Linked DNA regions of Homo sapiens: all the other regions are linked to region 1. The links are chromatin loops, found by intact Hi-C in ENCODE. Cell type or tissue: thyroid gland. All regions are shown on one strand.

Region 1 (2,500 bases):
ATCATTACTTGGATAGCAATGAATCAACTAAAAATGGAAGTGAGAAAAGTTAGAGTCCTTTTTGCAATGGATGGATGTTTATGAGACTATTAAGTGAAGAGGGTTCAGAAACAAGGGGATAAAAGGCATGCTAATTTGGGGTTGAATGGAGTAATGAGATGATCTTGGAAACATAAGAATTGCGCTTAATGGGACTTGTCTACTTGCAATTCAATAAACCAATATACGTAAATTCAAAGAGACAAAGGACATGAGCACTCAGAACAAAACCATAGGAATACGGCCAGGTGCAGTGGCTCAGGCCTGTAATCCCAGCACTTAGGGAGGCTGAGGCGGGCAAATCACCTGAGGTCAGGAGTTTCTGACCAGCCTGGCCAACGGGGTGAAACCCCATCTCTTCTAAAGATACAAAAATCAACCAGGCGTGGTGGTGGACGCCTATAGTACCAGCTACTTGGGAGGCTGAGGCATGAGAATCACTGGAACCAGAAGGCGAAGGTTGCAGTGACCTGATTGTGCCACTGCACTCCAGCCTGGGCAACAGAACGAGACTCCGTCTCAAAACAAACAAACAAACAAACAAATAAAAATTTGCAGGAATAAATGTAGCAAAGAGGCACCAGAGTTGATATAAGGGTCACTGTTCCACATCTGACATCTTTAATTCTTGAGTCATGGAGATGGCAAGCCAAGAACAGAATCTTCTGACTGGAAGCTAAAACCAGCCTTTGGGATGGGTTCAGAGAGACTGTTCAGACTCAAGATGCCAAGGCAGATGTTGCCTGGTCGAAAATATCACGAATGCAACAGCATTTTCAAAAACAGTGGGCCTTGGGGAAAGAAAACGCTGTGTGTTTAAAAAGAAAAAAACAATTAAAAGAATAGAAACAAGGAAGAAAAAGTGATCAGACAGTAGGGTGACCAGAGGTTCTGGTTTGCAAGGTACAGCTAAGGTTATGACTATCCTGGTGCAATTATGATAGTGCCCCCTTTCACTTTCCGAAGTGTCTGGATTTGGATGATAAAGCATATGCTCACCCTACCAAAGAGAGGAAATTAGCCGGACGACCCATGTGTCCATTTTAAACGGTGTGGGCTGATCCACAGCTGCGTGCCGCTGCCCAGCTGAGCGGTGTGCACCACCTCTGCCTCGCCCTACCCCACCCTGCCCGAGTCTCCAGGAAGGCTGGAACAGAACCCTCGGTTCCCGCGCGGCTCTGGTGCCACCTGCAGGTTATATGGGGGAACTGCTTCTCCCCACCCCAACCCTGGACAGACTTGGACTTGGCCAAAAGACAGAGCACGCGAAGCCCCGGCAGGGGAATGGGCTGGACCCAACAGTGAAGTTCACGTTACAGAATCAGAAGGGCCCAGCTTAAACCAACAAAGCCCAGCTCCTCCTCTTCCTACCCACTCCTGTCCTGTCTCATTTTGTAGAAGGGAAACTGAAGCCTAATTCAGATTTTTCATTGGTAGGATTGTGAAGCATACAGCTGGAGCCTCCCAGGTGCCATTCCCCACATCTCTGTCTTTCCCCTAATACGTTAGGATAGTGGGGAAGCAAGCGAGCTTAAGCTTACTAAGCTCCTACTGTGTACTGGCCAGAGTGGGCACTTTTCTCTCCAGCCTTGCAATTGATGGGAAATAGGTGATTACACAGCTAGGATACAGGATTAGAGTGGGCTAGCGATGTGCTTACAGTCTCTCAGCTGAAACTGGAACCCAGTGTGAATATGTCAGTCTAAATGGAGAGCTCTATGCATGTTCCTCTCTATTCCCTTTGTTACCAATACCAATTCCCAAGGCAGAGCCCCAGGAGGGCTGGCCTGAAGGACCTGGAGGTTAATAGAAAACAGCTCAAGAGTGGTGTACACGTCACTGGACTTTGGATTTCCCCTGCTGTGTTGGAGCCTGTGATTGCTTCCGGCAGTAAACTGAGGACACTGTAGGGTTCACCTTCTTTTAGGGATCATAGTTCTGCTCGACCTGTTCTCCAATGTCCGAAAACTATTGTTTTATATATGTTGTTCCATTTTTCTAGTTGTTCAAGGTGGGAGGCAAATCTGGTCCCTGTTATCAATCATGGCCACATGTAGAGGTTGCAGGATGTTGTTTATATATCTTTTTTTTTTTTTTGAGACAGGATCTCACTCTGTCACCCCAAGTGGCACCATCTCAGCTCACTGCCACCTACACTTCGTGGCCTCAAGTGATCCTCCCACCTCAGCCTCCCAAAGTGCTGGGATTACAGGTGTGAGCCACTGCGCCCAGCCTAAAATTGTATCTTTCTTATTATCAGTGAAGTTAAACATTTTTTCCTGTGTGTCAGTGGCATTTGCATTTTTCTTTGAACTTTCATATATTTTTTCAATTTTTCTTAGAATTGTTGGTCTTTGTCTTCTCTACTTTTAGAATAGAATGAATATGATATTAATCATACTTCGAATTGTGGCCATGATGGAGTACCTGAATTGATGATGGTCTCCCAGCATAAACAACT
Region 2 (2,500 bases), 240 kb before region 1:
CTCCCAAGTAGCTGGGAATACAGGCACACAACACCATGCCCTGCTAATTTTTTTTTTTTTTAGAGATAGGGTCTCACTATGTTGCCCAGGCTGGTCTTGAACTCCTGGGCTCAAGTGATACCCCGCCTCAGTCTCCTCACATGTTTACAGGTGCGAGCCACTGCACCAGGCCACTTTGTTCCTTTTCAGAGCTGAATAGCATTCTACTCTCTGACCACATTTTGTTTTTCATTTACCAGTCAGTGGACATTTGGGTTGTTTCAATTTTTTGACTCATAAACAATGCTGTGAAGAACATCTGTGTGTAAGTCTTCGTGGGGACATGTGTTTTTATTTCTCTTGGGTAGATACCTAAGAGTGGAGTTGTTGGGTCGTACTGTAGTTTTATGTTTAACTCTTTAAGAAACTGCTAACCTGTTTTCCCACATGGCTGTCCCATCTCATTCCCACCAGCACTGTATGAGGGCTTCTGTGTCCCCATGTCCTCATCAACCCCTCACATTTGCAGGTGATGAAGATGCAGCTGAGAGAATGGTTTGTTAGGTCAAACAGCACACAGAGGCAGAATTGAGGTTTTTGAACCCAGGTGTACCTGACTTTCTGGTCTGGGCATGGACTTTAGCAAAATGCAACAGTTAGAGGCTCTGAAGAGGCAGATCAGCGGGGTCCACCAGGCTAGCATCCCGGGATATGGGGCAAGGCTTGGAGAGGTCTGAGGAGTGATTGGACGGGGCCTAGTGGCCCTTGACTCACGCCACTACCTGAAGGCTCAGGGCTCCCTCATGGCCAGTGGCATGGGCATCCATCCCAGAAGGTCTTAACCTCTGCCATACAGAGGTGCCAAGCACCTCTCTGGCACCCTCCCCTGTCCCGCCTGCATTTCCTGCAGGCTGCCATGTATCCCGTTTGGGTCTGGATATGTCCTTGTCATCCCTACTTCCGGCCCTCCACAGGAGGAGGAATGGGCTCTCCTGTCCCAGCCCCCAGATCTTTACCTCTTTCTGCCAACCTGAGTCTGCATGCAACCTAAGAGTGTCAAAGAGGAGGAACAAGCTCATCTAGTTCATTTGTCTGCCTCAGGGAAGGACCGGTGACAGGAGAATAGGCGAGGTGGGTCTGGCCAGCAGGTGGCAGGGCAGCCCCACCTGTCCTGGCCAGCCCTCATCCCTTCCCACCATCATCATGGAACCACCACCCTTGCCCCAAGGAAAGGACGTCTCACGGGACCAAAGGGTCCAGACCACCCATCCAAGCTTCCTTTGCAAATTTGGAAAAAAGAGGAAGAAGGAAAATGTGCATTTATGGAGCACCAGCCATAGGTCAAAGCTTCTTCATATACACCCTTTCTCTTGATCCTCATGTCCACCCTGAGAACTGAGTCCTCATCTTTCCCCTGAAATTGACTCAGTGGTTCAGTGGCTTGTCCAAGTCTTGCATACTAAGTGGTAGACCTCTGTTCCCACCCACCATACACAGAGTAAGCCTCTGACTCTTAAAGGCAGGGTGGCACCCCAGACAATGTCCTAAGTGTGAGCTGTGGAATCAGGTACACCTGAGTTCAAATCCTGACCCTGCACTTCCTTGATGTGTGATCTTCGATAAATGACTGAACCTCTCTGAGCTGCAGCTGCCCCGTCTGTGCAGTGGAGCTCTCCAAACCCATGCTGTGAAGACTAAATGAGACACCTCATTTGTAGGAGGAGAATGAGCAAAGACTGTTGTTATTTTCTGAGACTGGGAGACTTCAGGCTGGAGAGCAGGGCTGATGGTTTTCAGTCTCCTCCAGACCCTCGGGAGGGTCGTTCTCTTTGGTGCTTTGACCTTCTGTCTAGCTGGATCTGTCCCCAACCTGTTCACAGGAGGGCAGGGAAAGACAGATACCCTGAAGGCACCTGGAGATCTGACAGTTCCACTGCCCAACCTTGGGAGGCAAATTCCAATTGGGATAAAAGAAGGAACAGAGTGTCTAGGACTTCCGTCTGTCCTCCAGTTATTTCCTCTCCTCTTCCTTGCTGCATCCCTAAACTTTGCTCTTCCTTCAAGGCTGAGTCAGACCTCCTCCTCTAGGCGGTCTCCCAGCCTACCCCAGTCTACCCCAGTCTACCCTGGCCTGCCAGCCTCAAGGCCGAGGACCCAAGGCATTGTCAGCACCAGACGGGCTGCGAGCTCTGCCCAGGGCAGGACAAGTGTCCCCAGGCTGGCATGATCCAAGCTGTGGTCTCCCCCACCCCACAGAGGAGGCGCTGTGGACGACTCGGGCCGATGGGCGGGTGCGCCTGCGCATAGACCCCAGCTGCCCACAGCTTCCCTACACTGTGCATCGGATGTTCTACGAGGCCCTGGATAAGTATGGGGACCTCATCGCTTTGGGCTTCAAGCGCCAGGACAAGTGGGAACACATCTCCTACTCCCAATACTACCTGCTCGCCCGCAGAGCCGCCAAGGGCTTCCTGAAGGTAAGGGGGCCCCTCATGGCAAGGCCTTGCCCCTCCCCAGATGT
Region 3 (2,500 bases), 280 kb before region 1:
ACTCTCCATTTTACAGAGGAGGAAACTGAGACTCAGAGAGGTGACTTGGCTTGGGTCATGGTGCAAATCCAAAAACCAGTGTGTTCCACCCCTGCCCTATATGGTGCAGATCTGGAGAATACGGGTCACGTGGCCCTTGATCCAGGTCTTTCCAGGTGAGAAAAGAAGGTGCCTCCTCTGCAGAGGTTGCCCAGACATCTGGGTTCCCTCCCTTCCTCCTCCTTCCCTAATCCTCCAAAGGCCTCCATCCTCCGTGGTCTCCATTGCCCACTCCCAGCTCAGTCCTGGCAGGTTAGAATCCTCTATGTGCTACGTTCTTCTGCCCCTCCTCTCAGGAAAGCTCTGCCCTGGTGACCCATAGCTCAGAGAATGTGAGTCCCTGGGAGAGGAGTTTGAATCTCCAAAAATCTCTGGGTTTTATCTATTTTATTTTATTTATTTTTGAGACAGAGTCTCTGTCACCCAGGCTGGAGTGCAGTGGTGCAACCTTGGCTCACTGCAACCTCCACCGCCTGGGTTCAAGCAATTCTCCTGCCTCAGCCTCCCGAGTAGCTTGGACTACAGGCACCCACCACCACGCCTGGCTTATTTTTGTATTTTTAGTAGAGACAGGGCTTTACCATGTTGGTCAGACCGGTCTCGAACTCCTGACCTCAGGTCATCCACCCACCTTGGCCTTCCAAAGTCGGGTTTTATCTAGAGCTGGAGGATACTCTGATCCCAGGACTCACACCCCACCCACTCGATGTAGACAGGGCCAGAGGGGACACAAATGCAGCCCAGAGCCTCAGCGCCCTCTGGAGCACAAGGGTCTCCCAGCCGGGCCCCAGACTCGATGTCCAGAGCACACTGTGGTGGCTGCCGGAGGCCTTCTGGGGGCAGGGGAGGAAGGACGGCTGTTTCTGGGGATGGAGGCAGTGGCGCAAGATCCCAGTCCTGTGGAGACCTGGGTGGGTGGGAGGCGCTCTGGCCAGCAGGGGTCAGCAGAGGCCCATTGTTCTCCTGCTCGTCCTGCACCCAGAGACGACTGCGAGGCCTCAATCCAGAGCCCCAGGTGCAGTATTTTGAAATTTAAAAAGAAAAAAAAAATCGTCTCCTGGTAATACATACGCATGATAACAAAAAAGTGGCCCAGAAAAGCTAATGCTGAAAACATACAGCAATGACCCTCCCACCCAAGCCTTTTTAAAGGCTTTTAAAAACAAAAACAAAACACTTAATATCTCTTTGTTGTGGGAGGCAGGCTGATTGCTTGACCCCAGGAGTTCAAGACCAGCCCGAGCAACATGATGAGACCCCCCCCTCAATCTCTCAAAAAGAAAGAAGAAAAGGTAGTTTCATGTTAATTTCAACATGCATTGGGAAATATCTGTATATATTTATATAACAAGTTCTTCAATTGCTTAGAATAAAGCTATTTCATTTTTAAATTATAAAATGGAGTTGAAAAATAGTAAATAATGTACTATACCCCTGGGGAAACCAAATATGGCAAAACTAATGAAGGTGGTAAAGAAATTGATTGGAAAATAGTGGTCTTGATTTTTTTTTTTTTTTTTTTTAAGAGATGGAGTCTCACTCTGTTGCCCAGGCTGGAGTGCAGTGGCGTGATCTTGGCTCACTGCAACTTCCGCCTCCCGGCTTCTAGCAATTCTCCTGCCTCAGCCTCCTGAGTAGCTGGGATTACAGGTGCACAGCACCACGCCAGCTAATTTTTTGTATTTTAGTAGAGATGGGGTTTCACTGTGTTGCCCAGGCTGGTCTCGAACTCCTGAGCTCAGGCAGTCAACCTGCCTCAGCTTCCCAAAGTGCTAGGCATGAGCCACCACACCCAGCCAATTCTTGAAGTTGAAAACCAGTGAGGGCAGCAATCACTTCGATGACAGTAGAGGCTGGTGCAGAGGCATTTGGCCTTACACGCATAGCAGGCACAAACTTCCTCAATCGACAAACTCAGGTGGGCAAAACTGCAGTTTTATTTTCTGTAACTCAATGGAAAAAAAATTTTTTTTACAGCTCTCCACCCTTCCTCCTAATGGCAGGACATTTAATCTGTTGGTTTTGAGAGACAGGACCAGCTGGATTTCCTAGGCCGACTGAGAATCCCTAAGCCTAGCTGGGAAGATGGCCACATCCACCTTTAAACACGGGGCTTGCAACTTAGCTCATACCTGACCAATCAGGTAATAAAGAGAGCTCATTAAAATGCTAATTAGGCAAAAACAGGAGGTAAAGAAATAGCCAATCATCTATTGCCTGAGAGCACAGCAGGAGGAACGACAATCGGGATATAAACCCAGGCATTCCAGCTGGCAACTGGCTACCCACTTTGGGTCTCCTCCCTTTGTATGGGAGCTCTGTTTTCACTCTACTAAATCTTGCAACTGGTGGGGCACGGTGGCTTACGCCTGTAATCCCAGCACTTTGGGAGCCTGAGGCGGGCAGATCACGAGGTCAGGAGATCGAGACCATCCTGGCTGACATGGTGAAACCCAGTCAC

The links. A loop is a pair of places that touch in the nucleus more often than their neighbours do. Peaks named below come from ENCODE experiments on the same cell type or tissue, not always from the same donor. Only the 100,000 strongest peaks of a DNase experiment are listed, where the experiment ranks them.
Region 2: a loop joins it to region 1, with 5 times the contacts of the local background. A loop is called at or near these places in 25 of 110 quality-filtered maps.
Region 3: a loop joins it to region 1, with 5 times the contacts of the local background. A loop is called at or near these places in 76 of 110 quality-filtered maps.

What each region holds. Positions count from the first base shown.
Region 1 is chr15:77,958,289-77,960,788 of GRCh38, reverse strand. No RefSeq gene overlaps it. Among named protein-coding and RNA genes, the nearest start is that of TBC1D2B, 120 kb to the left of the region's middle. RefSeq lists an enhancer at 1-429 and a silencer at 1,088-1,382. In thyroid gland, no CTCF peak of the experiment used is centred here; a DNase peak (open chromatin) is centred at 1,208.
Region 2 is chr15:78,194,462-78,196,961 of GRCh38, reverse strand. It overlaps ACSBG1 (acyl-CoA synthetase bubblegum family member 1), which reads left to right. Exons shown (of 14, transcript NM_015162.5): 3 at 2,236-2,456. Among named protein-coding and RNA genes, the nearest start is that of ACSBG1, 39 kb to the left of the region's middle. RefSeq lists a silencer at 1,010-1,069 and an enhancer at 1,230-1,279. In thyroid gland, a CTCF peak has its summit at 1,126 (motif pointing right); a DNase peak (open chromatin) is centred at 1,131.
Region 3 is chr15:78,239,594-78,242,093 of GRCh38, reverse strand. No RefSeq gene overlaps it. Among named protein-coding and RNA genes, the nearest start is that of ACSBG1, 6.3 kb to the right of the region's middle. In thyroid gland, CTCF peaks have their summits at 782 (motif pointing left) and 982 (motif pointing right); a DNase peak (open chromatin) is centred at 973.